Regions from separate parts of the Mus musculus genome. Here all the other regions are linked to region 2. Evidence: chromatin loops called from intact Hi-C (ENCODE). Cell type or tissue: heart. All regions are shown on one strand. Region 1 holds the start of Gm28644 (a long non-coding RNA gene). Region 2 overlaps 4931428L18Rik (RIKEN cDNA 4931428L18 gene). Region 3 has its middle 11 kb from the start of Phf3.

Region 1 (2,500 bases), 130 kb before region 2:
ATTGCTCACAGACTTATAAAGATACCACAATAATGGTGAACTGCCAATTACATAGCCATTCATAATAGCAAACATGTTGCATTTCTCTAATAGTGAAATATGGACTCGGTGGTCACTTTTCCCTTGTCTTTTTGTCTCACAGTGTAGACCAGACTGGCCTGGAACTTGTAGCAATTCTCCTGTCTCAGCCTCCTAAGTACTAGACATATAGGTATGAGCCATTATGCCTGGTTTCATACTTAAAATCGATTGGTTTTTGGGCCTTTGACAGGTCCTGCCAACTCCTAATAATCATAAGTTTTCCTGACAGACAATGCTGCTCAAAAGAATTGAGCAATGCTCTGCTCTTAGAGCCTCTTCAAGAAGCAACAAAATGAATCACATCGGGCCTTGGCTCATTAAAAATGTCACTTTCTGACTCTTTTTTTCATATCATGCAAACATGGTAGGCTGTTCAAGTTGAGCTTGACAATAGCTCTAGCAAACAAATCAGTTTATCGAATGGTCAGAATAGTTCTCTACACAGGGAGGAGAGTTAGGGGAGAGAGGCAGCAAGGGCAGCTTGGATTGTTAACAAAAAGGTAGTAGAGAGGCAAGGGAGGAAGCAGCACAATGGGGAAAGAAAGACATGAGCCAACCCAGCCAATACTTTGGTTTAAACGTTTGGACAACAATATCTTTAACTGACAGAGGAAACTTTCATTTAAACCTTTGTTCTAATCCAATATTTGTATTGTAATCAGATGTTTCTTATGTATCATATGGTATAAAGAAACAGATGAGATAGCCCTGACAATTACACTCAGGGCCTCACCAATGCTAGGCAAGTGTTCTCCCACGTGTCTCCAGCCTTCTTTTCATTTTGCATTTTGAGACAGGGTCTTCCTAAGTTGCCCAGGTTGCCCTTGAACTTGAAATCTTGTCTCAGTTTTGTTAGCTGTGATTACAGACCTGTAAAAACCACAGAGCTTAAAATATTGTCATTTAATCGCTAGAAAAACTTGATATCTGTCTGAAGTATATGAACACTCTATAAAGTTGTTAAATTTTCTCTTTATTATATGTCATCATTTATGCTATGAATCCTCTGTAGAGAATGCCAGTAACATGGGTGTTTTCAGGGTAGGAAGAAGAGGAGGGTAGTAAGCCATCCCTTCCTCCCCCTTGTTGTCCCTCCTCTTCTGGTAGCTATGCTCCTGGCTGGGAAGGGTGGTAAAGAGGTGTTGTAAGAGCTACAGAACTCCTGGCAGCCCTTAGGCTTGTTGTTTCCCTTCATGACCTTCGATCCTTTTCTAAATCCAGCAGACATCTGACTCCCTGGCATGATCGTCACATTCACGGTCAGAACAGCAGCACACAAGCTGGCACTGATGCTGGGAATTCTGAGTCACTCCTCTGGGTTCTTCCTGGTGTGGATGTGAGTCTCCGAAGAGGGAGAAAGAGCAGTCTGTCAGGTGAGCTCATCGCTGTCATCATCAGCAACTTCCCGAGAGACTGTGTGGTGTCATTGAAAAGAGCATCTGCCAGGCTCCCTGATAAAATAACCCCTGTCTCATTATATGACCCTGAGAAGGTTAGTGAAGTCCATAGAGCCTCAAGGTAAAAGTGAAAGTGTAAAAGTTATACCCAAGGTAGCATTAAAAGATACATGTCTAATGTATGGGCAAAATTATGCAGTGGTTAGCTTGGAGATGCAAGGTGCCCACAGCATCATGAGTTAAATGCCTTATCCCAGAACTGGTTACAAGCTAAAACTATACTAAGCAAAACAGGGACTCCACCTGCTCCTGCCTCTGGAGTGCTGGGATCAAAGTAGACATATTCCATGCTAGGGTTCTTTCAGTTCATTGGGGGGTGTGGTGTGTGGAAACTTGAGGAGGTGGGATTTAGTTGGAGGGAAGTAATCACTCGTGGCTTCCTGTGGAAGACTGAATCTTCCCCTCTCCCTTCCTTTTCTCTGAGTCCTGTTTTCCATGAGATGAGACCCTGCTCATGTCCCACTGCTGTCATGCCCAAGTCTGTAAGACCAAGAATCTGAAGAGACACACCCGAAATCTTGAGCTCCAGCAGGTCCTCTCTAAGTTTGTGTTGGTCAGCCTGTTATACATTCTGTATATGCAGATCAAGGCAAAGCAGAAAGATTTCATAACACCATATGGATCATATAAGGCATTTTAGATGCTTTTAAACACTTATAGCTTCTATAGTTGTAGGAATATTGATTATGGCTACAATATAATAGGAGAAGGAATGACTCATGAAATAGAGGACTATTCATTTGGACAGTGTGAACATAGGGTATGTAAGACACATAGAGTGTCCCCGGAGCGTCTGCTATCTAGAAGGAAAGATTGTCCATAAGCCAACTTGGATGTAAAATGTATACATAAAAGCAGTGCCATGGCCATTCAGAGCAGACTGAACCCAGGGAAGGCTTACTAGAAGGAAGGCAAGGCGTGCCACTTCCAGCTTGTGTTGAGTCCCCATTGTGAGACTACTC
Region 2 (2,500 bases):
TATGTGTGTTTCTCTGTGTTACAAAGTTGCCACTCATTTTTTTTTCTGTTCACAACAATGTCTGGAGAGCAGCCCTCTTGCACATTGCTCTGTCTCTTCTCTTTGTGTTGCTGACCTCTGCTGTCCGAGAAGTGCACCTGTGCACCTCTGCAGTGAGGAATGACCACAGGTCACAGAGACTTTGCCTTTATTTCCCCATAAGCCTCTTACGTGTGGAGACTTGCCTGTGAGAACTGCACAGGATCACAGGTTTCAGGGTTACAGAGAACAGTGGGTTGCTGTGCTCAGAGAAGAAACAGCCCATGTCTCCAGATGTCTCTGCAGTGACAGCAAAATATGCTAGTTGACGTGATGCAGTGGCTCTTTATTTTTCCATACCTCCTCAGCCCCCCCCCCAAAAAAAAAACCCTATCCTGAAGACTTCTTTTTTTTCTTTTTGCCTGTGGGCTTTGGGTGCTGGGAATCAACAAGCGGAACTCCGTCTTAACCACTGAGCCTCTTATTCAACCTCCTGGAAGGAACCATTTTTGTTCGTATTATTCACAATATTATTATTATTATTATTATTATTATTATTATTATTATTATTATTAGTGTGTGGTCTACTCTACTGTTGATTTATTCTAGGATGTATTTTGATGAAGAAAATAATCCCCAGGGCTCCCAAGTATGCAAGCATATCTGCTAGTGAATTTATGAGTTTATTTCTTAATGAACTTCATTATATTTTAGATTTTAAGAACTTCCATACTCTTGATTCTGTGAATTCCGAACCTCACTTAATTCAGTGACCTCATCTGTCCAAACCACGTGAGGGGAGAAGTTTTGTGTCTTCCTTTAGGAGTTAGATAAATGATCTAACATTAGTCATTAGGATTAATGATTCTAGTGCAGTCCTCTGATAAGAAACAAGCATGATATCCTAAAATAGAAAGAATACAATCAAGGAATGTACTCTCACATAAATATCGATTCTGATAAGAGAATTGTGGAAAGTCCCACACTTGGTGAATCATTAGCTCACAGGAAGGGTGATCACCTCACAGGACTGGTGACAGGAATAGAGACTGGGCAGATGTTGCCACCTGCTGTTTGCTCGCTGCTATTATTCCCTTACGTAACAATTCCCCAAAGCTGCATTTCTTTTACCAGAAAGCTCATCCTTGCCTCAATCCCATTCTCTTTTAAAATCACTTTCGTTTTAATTAACTTACTTTTAAGTACAATACCAACCCGTTCATGGAGAGTGATCCTTCTTTTATAGATTGGGAAATTTCTCGAAATTTCCTTTAGCATGCTGAAACAAACAAACAAAACCAGCTTTGGGTTTTGACAGGCTACAGTTTATGTAATTGAAATCTCATTGAAAAGCACATCATTATCCAATTGAATCTGAAGCAATCAAGATCACTGGGTTGCTACTGAGTTTTAGTCTGTGGAAATTGATTTGTTTGTTTGTTTTTTGGTATAGTCTTAGTCTTTTCAGACTGTTATAACAAAATGTCATAAGTTATATACAGAAGAAATATTTATCTTTAGTCTGTAGGAGGAGGAGAACAAGATAGAAGCGATATAGGATTTGGGGTCAGTGAGGCTATTCCTGGCTACTTCACTTGTAGACAGATCAGTGATCTCTCTGATCCCCAGTTGGCTATTTAGTCTGCCACCCTCAGGATCTAATCACCTTATAAAGACACGAGTTTAGGATGTGAATGCATGCCTCTGGGAGTGGAACTGGAACTGGAATCCCAAATTCTATTAGGCAATGACACTCTAAACATTGGATGGCAGTGACTGGTCAATTCTTTTTTATTAGGGTAAAACCCAATTTCCTTTCTTACTAATTAGTTTTCCTAATTGTACTTGATGATTCAACAATATGCATTGAATGCAGTTGTCCGTATGTCATTCATTCAATCCAGACACAAAGGAAACCTCAAAAAGCTCTTAGCTTAATTTCAGGTTTACTGTGAATGATCTGAGATAACATTATAGACTCATGGTTATGGCAGAACCAAGGTTAGGGTTAAGTAAAATATATTAAATGTTTTCTTGTCTGTAATGCTTTGGACGTACTAGGAGATGTGGTCTGTAAAATAATTAATAAAGTACTTGTTTCCATATTACAGATACGGAAATTTGGACACAAGAAAATTGAAGTACTTGTGCATAAATGTCCCCCATCTAGCAAAAATAACCTTCTATTAGTTCTCTTAATTGCAAAGTTGACTCACTTATACTGTCTCTTATGAGTTAGCATAATTAATTTGTGTCTTAAGCAGTCAATCTTTTCTACTTTCCCTTCCTGAATGAGTTTGGAAGTACACTGTTTCACGGAGTCTCCAGCTAAGACTGGCCTTCACTAGGTGCCATATTCAATATCATGAAGTCCTTAGTACAGAATTTATCAGAGTCACACTCTAGGACATCAGACCTACAGGATCAGAGGAAGCACCGATGGATGTAACCAAAAGATGTCTTTTCCTTGTTTTTTGGCCTC
Region 3 (2,500 bases), 280 kb before region 2:
TTTAGCACCATTAACACGTACTTATCGACTAGTGGTTCATTAAATTACACGTCCTGTCGGCAAGCAGGACTCTTCGGGCTTCCCATTTCAAACTAGTCAAAAGGAGCCGGCCCACAGTCCCGGTCCCCAGCACAAAAGCGCGCGATCCGCAGCCTCAGACACCCCGGATGCGGGGACGGGGACCGGCCTCGGGCGCGGGTCGGCCTCGGCGGGGACCCTGGCCGGCTGCCAGGCTCCGCGAGCGGGCTGCGGCCACCGCGCCGGAGACCCGGGGCCTTGGAACCCGGAGTAGTCCGCGACGCCTGCCCGCGCGGCGGCGACAGAGACCCGGCACGCTCGCGGGCGAGAGCCGAGGCCCGGCGATCGCGCGGAGGCCGCGCCGTCACCGCCGCTTCGGGCTCGCGGTCCAAACGGCGGGGCAGGCTGGGGCGGGGCGGGGCGAGCCGGGGAGGCCGAACGGCCCGGGAATATCAGGCGGCCGCTGCGCGAGGTGGGGGTGCGGGGAAAGGACCCGGGCCGCCCGCGTGGGGGGAGGGAGGCCACCGAGTGCCCGTCGCGGCGGGCGCCGCCACTCACCCGCTCCGCAGACGAGCGCTGCCACCGGCAGCCAGAGGAAGATGGAGGCCGCGGGGCCGCGGAGGAGGGGGCCGCGGAGGGGGTGCGCGCAGGGCGTCGGCGTTGCTGCCTGGGCTCGGGGCTCCCCGGCCCGCGCCGCCGCGGTGACGACACTACGGCCGGCCTGCGCTCCGCCCTCCCCGTCCGAGCTGCAGTCGCTGCTTCCCTGAGCCCGGGGGTCGCTCGCCTCGTGGAGCCTGTGCGGCGCCGCGAGAGCCCGCAGCCATCGGCTTGCGGCGGCGGCGGCGCGGGAGCAGGAGCGGGGCCGCGTCACGTGACGCCACTGTTTACCGTTCCGGGGGCTGGGGCAGCGTGCGCCGCGCCTGCGCGCTAGAGCCTGCGCGCAGCCGCCCGCGAGGCTCTGCCAGGCCTCTGCGGCCGAGCGGGGAACACACGCTGGTTGCTACGCGGAGTAGCTGGAAAACAGACAAGGCAGAGCGGACCCGTTAGTGCTTGTACTTACTGGGTGTCAGATGAAAATGGAACCGTTAGGCCTGAGTATTCCGGGTGCCGCTGCCCCCACCCTGCAGCCCACTAGCTGGGATGGTCTCAGAATTCCAAATGCCTGGTTCAAGAAAACGTTCCTGGGGGGATAGGCGTGGTTCATCACAGTGCTGGAGAGGCAGAGGCATTCAGATCTTCAAGAGTTCTAGGCCAGCCAAGGCTACATAGTGACACACCCTGTCTCTAAAAGAGAAACATTCCTGAATACCAAAAAAAAAAAGAAAAGAAAAAAGGAAAAAATTCTTGGTAAGCAATCTTCAAAATACGATCTGCAGTCCTTGGACGACCCCTGCAAGATGTTACCTTCCAGAAATACCTTATTCCTCTGACCATAATGAGTCAAAGTTTCTTGCAGAGAACCGGTTAAATACACTTCAAGTTTTCAAACAGCCTTGATACATTGTAGTAGGATCTATCATAGCATCTGTGACAGACAATAGCACTTAGGGTTACTTTTTGTTATCTCTTAAATGTTTTTTTCTTAAGTTTCCAATGTATCAATAGACACAACTATAAGGTAAAACCCCTGGAGTCCTTCAGTAGTGTGTTGAAATCCAGAGAGCAAACACGGAGTCCACAACAGTTTTGTTTACCCGATCCCAGCCTTCAGTTAAGTGTTATGGTTTAACTGTTGCCTGTCGTAGGTCACTGTAACCAAAACGAGCCCCTTAAAGACCACGATTGAGTCTTCAGTCTGCAAAGACAATTACAACGTTTTCAGCACTTGCGGAGCACCTTACCCTGAGGTCTGAACTCTTCCTTTAAAAAAAAAAAAACTTTGTTAGGTTAAACCTCACAGCGAGTATGCTTTGCATAGTAAGATCAGCATGAGGTAGAACAAGCCACAGGCATGTGTTGACCTGCTCTTTACCTTCTCTGTCTTCTGGTAAGTTCGTAGCTAATAGCAAACATCTACAAAGAAGCTTATGTTGTCCTCAGTCAGCTGCAGTTCTAGAATGTCATCTCCTGCTGTAAGTATCTAAACCACACGTCTTTATTTCACGGTCGTTTTAAATGCGGGTGTGTGTGTGTGTGTGTGTGTGTGTGTAAGAAAGAAAAATAGAAATGAATAATCAGAAACTTTGACTTGAATTGTTTGGTAAGGAATTGCAAAAAGTAAAATATTCTAACTCTTGTTAAAGGGGGGTAGGAGGTAGGATTTAAGAATTGACAAAAAACATCTCTTCAGACAAATCTTAATAAATTCAGGACAAAACACAAAATGAAGATAAAAATACCAGTCATAGCTTAGTCACATTCACCTATCAAAGATTTCTGATCCAAACAACAACAAAAAAAAACCCAACAAACAAAAACAAAACAAAAAAACCTCAGCATCTTTGATATAAACATGGTATTTGTATCTTTTTTTTTTCAATCA

The links. Hi-C counts contacts between places; a loop is a spot of excess contacts. Peaks named below come from ENCODE experiments on the same cell type or tissue, not always from the same donor. Only the 100,000 strongest peaks of a DNase experiment are listed, where the experiment ranks them.
Region 1: a loop joins it to region 2, with 3 times the contacts of the local background. A loop is called at or near these places in 2 of 42 quality-filtered maps.
Region 3: it touches region 2 in a loop (8-fold over the local background); 4 of 42 quality-filtered maps call a loop at or near these places.

The regions. Positions count from the first base shown.
Region 1 is chr1:31,018,154-31,020,653 of GRCm38, forward strand. Gm29669 (predicted gene 29669) reads right to left here. Exons shown (of 4, transcript NR_136907.1): 4 at 1,035-1,532. It overlaps Gm28644 (a long non-coding RNA gene), which reads left to right and starts at 1,175. Exons shown (of 3, transcript XR_373288.3): 1 at 1,175-1,454. In heart, no CTCF peak of the experiment used is centred here; a DNase peak (open chromatin) is centred at 1,328.
Region 2 is chr1:31,153,088-31,155,587 of GRCm38, forward strand. The region is part of intron 2 of 4931428L18Rik (RIKEN cDNA 4931428L18 gene); the gene reads right to left. Among named protein-coding and RNA genes, the nearest start is that of Lgsn, 22 kb to the right of the region's middle. In heart, CTCF peaks have their summits at 130 (motif pointing left) and 1,094 (motif pointing left); no DNase peak of the experiment used is centred here.
Region 3 is chr1:30,873,002-30,875,501 of GRCm38, forward strand. It overlaps a transcript of Phf3 not described here and Gm7256. Among named protein-coding and RNA genes, the nearest start is that of Phf3, 11 kb to the left of the region's middle. In heart, no CTCF peak of the experiment used is centred here; DNase peaks (open chromatin) are centred at 120, 670 and 960; H3K4me3 peaks cover 1,603 bases; H3K27ac peaks cover 1,875 bases.